Linked DNA regions of Homo sapiens: region 1 is linked to region 2. A link is a loop called in an ENCODE intact Hi-C map of the cell type or tissue named here. Cell type or tissue: dorsolateral prefrontal cortex. All regions are shown on one strand.

Evidence for each region. A loop is a pair of places that touch in the nucleus more often than their neighbours do. Peaks named below come from ENCODE experiments on the same cell type or tissue, not always from the same donor. Only the 100,000 strongest peaks of a DNase experiment are listed, where the experiment ranks them.
Region 1: it touches region 2 in a loop (3-fold over the local background); 3 of 110 quality-filtered maps call a loop at or near these places.

The regions. Positions count from the first base shown.
Region 1 is chr13:111,459,291-111,461,790 of GRCh38, forward strand. No RefSeq gene overlaps it. Among named protein-coding and RNA genes, the nearest start is that of LINC02337, 140 kb to the right of the region's middle. In dorsolateral prefrontal cortex, a CTCF peak has its summit at 1,415 (motif pointing left); a DNase peak (open chromatin) is centred at 1,421; H3K27me3 peaks cover 685 bases.
Region 2 is chr13:111,215,369-111,217,868 of GRCh38, forward strand. It overlaps ARHGEF7 (Rho guanine nucleotide exchange factor 7), which reads left to right. Exons shown (of 22, transcript NM_001354046.2): 5 at 2,311-2,500. Among named protein-coding and RNA genes, the nearest start is that of ARHGEF7-AS1, 68 kb to the left of the region's middle. RefSeq lists an enhancer at 1-106. In dorsolateral prefrontal cortex, a CTCF peak has its summit at 1,011 (motif pointing left); DNase peaks (open chromatin) are centred at 1,030 and 2,485; H3K4me3 peaks cover 908 bases; H3K27ac peaks cover 2,419 bases.

The DNA of each region.
Region 1 (2,500 bases), 240 kb after region 2:
GCTGCAGATGCAGGGAACTTTTGGAGGCATGACCACCTGGGATTCATGTTATTTACCTGATACTGAAAGTTATCAACCAACTGTAAAAGTTATTTATATTTTATAGTCCAGATTTACACATCCTGTGCACATATGTGGTGCAAAAAAACAAGATTTTCAAATTTCACGGGTAAGAAAGCTTAGGTTCATATAAGAAGTGATTGACAAAAACGTTATAGGGAACAAGAGAAAGGGAAGAGCATGTTTTCTGTTTTGAACTTGTGTTCCTTGTGAAATAACTCATGAAAGCTTTAGAGGGAAAGGAGGAGTGGAGGAGGGGTGTGTGTGAGAGAGAGAGGGGAGGAGGAGGGAGAAAGAGAAAGAGAAGGGGAGAGAGAGAAGGAGAGGGGGAGGGGGAAGAGGGAGAGAGAGCGGGAGAGGGGAAGAGAGAAGGGGAGAGAGAGAAAGGAAAAGAGCGGCAGGGAGTGGGGGAGAGGGGAAGAGAAGAAGGGAGAGGAGAAGGAGACGAAGAGAGAGAAGGGAGGGGGAAGGAGAAGAGAGGAAGAGCAGGAGAGAGCGGGGAGAGGGGAAGAGAGAAGGAGGGAGAGAGAAGGAAAGGGGGAAGGAGAGAGACAGGAAGAAGGAGAGGAGGAGAGGGAGAAGGAGAGGAAAAGAGGGAGAGAGAGAAGAGGGGAAGAGGGAAAGAAGAGGGGAAGAAGGAGAGGAGTGGAGAGGAGGAGACAGAGAAAGAAGGAAAAGGGGAGGGAGAGAGACAGGGAGAGGGGGGAGGAAGAGGGAAAGAGGAGGAGGGAGAGAGGGGGAGAAGGGGAAAGAGGGAGAAGGAGAGGAAGAGCAGGAGAGAGGAGGAGAGAGGGAGAAGAGAGAGTGGGGAAGAAGGAAGAAAGCGGGAAGACAGAGTGAAGAGAGAAGGGGAAAGGGGCAAGGAGGAGGGATATGAGAGACATGATAAAGCTGACTTATGAGATGGGGTTCCGTATTAGGGAGGAGACCTGGTTGCTGGCCACACTGGACTGGTGTTGCTGTAAGGCCTTGTCTCGGGGCCTGGTTGCCTCCTGAGGTCCGTGCTGCTCAGGGTGGAGTGGGTCCCGGCGAGGGATCTGGGGGCTCCTGCCTGCAGCAGATTTGCTTTTCTTCGCTGCAAGTGAAGGTGGTTTGCAGTTGTGCCTTTCCCTCTGCTTGGCAGATAATGCAGGATTGTGAACCGCAGCTCAGGGCCAGGCAGGGTGAGGCCCCTCTGGTCAGCATGCCCCAGCTCAGGCTCAAGCTTCGGCCTCTCCTGTGAGGACCGGTGCAGGGATGGTTTCAGCCACAAGGCAAGGCACTGCTCAGGATATTTTTCCTAAAGAAACTGCTGGAAGCAGTTGCTGGCCTTGGGACAGGTGCTGGCTCAATGGATTAGGAACTTGTGAGGTCGTCGCCATCTAGTGAGGAGATGCTGGAACGTCCCTGTGGGCTGCTGTGGCCGACTCACCGAGCCACGAAGCCGGTGCTGCGTTTGTCTCACGCCCTTCACCACGGCAGAGATGAAGAGCTAGGATGAGTTATTGTCATCCTTCTAAGAATGTGTGCTTTCAGGCTCACCAGGCAGGTCTCTCCAGGTAGCTCCTCGCTTTTTTAAAAAGGAACACACAAACACCTTTGAGGAAGGCAATGCCAAGAAGGCACTGGCAATTGATGGGGCACGTGGTCGTGGAATCAGTTCTGAAGAACACAGTGCTGAGTGGCATTGTGGAGCCTGGCACGGGCCTGGCGAGCACTGCCTAGGTGGGTGAGCACTGTGCCTGGGGAGGCAAGCACTGTGCCTGGGCAAGTACTGTGCCTGGGTGAGCACTGTGCCTGGGCAGGCAAGCACTGTGCCTGGGCGGGTGAACACTGTACCTACATGGGTGAGCACTGTGCCTAGGTGAGTACTGTGCCTGGGTGAGCGCTGTGCCTGGGTGAGTGCTGTGCCTTGGTGAGCGCTGTGCCTGGGTGAGTACTGTGCCTGGGCGGGCAAGCACTATGTCTGGGTGAGTACTGTGCCTGGGTGAGTGCTGTGCCTGAGTGAGCACTGTGCCTGGGTGTGTATTGTGCCTGGGTGAGCTCTGTGCCTGGGTGAGCACTGTGCCTGGGCGGGCAAGCACTATGTCTGGGTGAGTACTGTGCCTGAGTGAGCACTGTGCCTGGGTGTGTGTTGTGCCTGAGTGAGCGCTGTGCCTGGGTGAGCACTGTGCCTGGGCGGGCAAGCACTATGTCTGGGTGAGTACTGTGCCTGGGCAAGCACTGTGCCTGGGCGAGGACTATGTGTGGGCGAGCACTGTGTCTGTGGGGTTGAGCACTGTGCCTGGGTAAGCCTGGGTGGGTGAGCGCTGTTCCTGGGTGCTCAGAACCTGGACTTGGTCCTCCTGCACACTCGCCTGGGACTGGTAAACTGTGGACCTTGAGCAATAGTGGAGGAGAGGAAGCGTCAAGCATGCATCACATCATTGTCAGAGAAGGTAGTGACACCCAGAGGAGAAAA
Region 2 (2,500 bases):
CCCTTTTTTTTTGTTTTTCCTTAATTTGGGGTGATATCAATGTGGACTCCCACAGAGAAAGAGGGGCTGGTGCTGTTTTCCTCCCCTGGCCCCTTGACCTGCATAAATGCCTAGGCCTGTCGTCCCCATGGCTGAGTTCCACCCTGGTTTCACTGAGATCGGTGTTCAGGGTAACATGACGAGGCGAATAATATTTGGAGCAGAGCCACGTTGTATGCTATGACTGTTCTTACCTTTCTAATATTTTGTTTTCGAGAATTAGTAATTCTCGTTTCTTTGTTTAGTTTTCTGTGTATGTTTTGCAGGTTGCAGATCTAGTCTTTTGCGTATTTCTAAGGGTCTCTTTGACATTCAAACACATTAATTTTTCTCTTCTCTTCCCGATTAACTAAGCTCTTGGAGCCTGTGCCCTACTTGAATCTCTCTTGGTTGTGAGCCAGGCTGGCCGCACAGCTGCTGCCTCTGAGCCGCCTTCCATTGTCACCTGGGACACTCCCCCTGACTGTGTAGATCTCCTCTGCCTCTTTCTTTTCAGTTTTTTTGTTAATTCCCCTGTTTTGGAGAAGCACATTTTTAACTCCTTCAGAAAGTGGTGCGTGGGAGGTAAATTTTTGAGATCTTGTATATCTGCAGGTGTCTGTTTTATTAATAACTTTTTTGTCTTTAGTTTTCAGAAGTTTAATTTATGGTATGAATTGGTTTGAATTTCTTTAGGTTTATACTAGTTGGGGTTCACGCAGGTTCCTGGATTGGTATATTTATGTCTTCTGTCAAATTTGGGATATTCTGAGCCATATTTTCTTACCCTGCTTTTCAGCTCTGCCCTCTTAGACTCAGCTTCTGAGACTGATACCAGTGTTTGAAGTTCTTTTATTTCCCACAAGTCCCTGGGACTGAGTGTTGCTGGATGGGGGGGTGATGATTGGCCTGCTAGTGGTAGAGCGGGGGCTGTATGTCAAGAAGTGTGGGTGGTCTCAGGCCTTCCCTGTGGCTGGGTGGAGGGCAGGGAGAAGCCAGTGTGGGCAGATGGAATCACCTGCTGCCACCTGGTGGGGATAGAGGCCTGGACTCTGCTGATGTCACTGGTGGGGATAGAGGCCTGGACTCTGCTGATGTCGCTGGTGGGGATAGAGGCCTGGACTCTGCTGATGTCGCTGGTGGGGATAGAGGCCTGGACTCTGCTGATGTCGCTGGTGGGGATAGAGGCCTGGACTCTGCTGATGTTGCTGGTGGGGATAGAGGCCTGGACTCTGCTGATGTCGCTGGTGTTCCCTAGAGCTCTGAACGTTCTGTGCAGTCTGTGGGACACTGCGTTGCAGGTGGGCTGGGCTCGCTTACCATCAGTGGTAGGGAAGAGGGGTGGGCCGGGGCTGAGGTCTGCCAGGCGGCCCTTTTCTTGCTCCTGTGCCGGCACGAGCAGGCTTCTCCTAGGGTTGTCAGGCTGTGCGCTTTGGTAGTTCTGCATCTCCAGCCTCCAGAGCTCTGTCCGGGGCAGATGGAAATCAAACAGGCCCCAGCCCCTCTGCCTTCCTCTTTCTGCCTTTCAGAAATCTGAAAATATGCACAGTTTCTGAGAAAAATGCGAATTAAAATACGAGGTACTGTTTCTTGTCAGTTTGGCAATATTGAGTGTTGGTGGAAGTTTGAAATGAGCACTTTTAGATACTGTTGCTGGGGATGTTGCTTGGTGTAGTTTGTAGAAACTTTTTGGAGGACAATTTAGAAAGATGTATTAAAAAGTTAACTGTAATAAATATGTCTTCTGACCAGAATTTAATGTATAGCTGGTTTACAGGTATATTCAAAGATAGACATACAAATATTTTTAATGCAGCCTTGTCTACACAAGGAAAGTACTGTATATGGTATCTGGAAATATACTGGAAATAATCTAAAAATCCACTAATGGAGAGTGGGTTCCATAATGAGTGGTATAGTCATATAGCATAACATTAAGTGTTATGTAAGCACCAGTAAGTACTGCCAGATAAATGACATGTTGTCTTAACTTTTGTGACTTGTGGAGAAGTGCGTGTAGTGTGACTCTGTCTCTGTCACATGGATGTGTCTGATTAGGCATCACAGTGGCAGACCAGGACCTTTGAATGCTGTGAAGAGGGTGTCCTCTGGGGCTGGAGTGGTGCTGGTGGTGGTCATGGGGCACTGGAAGGGAGGAAACTGAAATTTCTCTAAATGTATTTCTACTGTTGGGCAATTATGCTACCTTTGTACTAGTAAAGTATAATCCATTTTATAATGAAGTAGACTGTTCTTGGTATAATTTTTCTCCCACTCTTCTTCCCCTTTTAGGACATGACCGATAATAGCAACAATCAACTGGTAGTAAGAGCAAAGTTTAACTTCCAGCAGACCAATGAGGACGAGCTTTCCTTCTCAAAAGGAGACGTCATCCATGTCACCCGTGTGGAAGAGGGAGGCTGGTGGGAGGGCACACTCAACGGCCGGACCGGCTGGTTCCCCAGCAACTACGTGCGCGAGG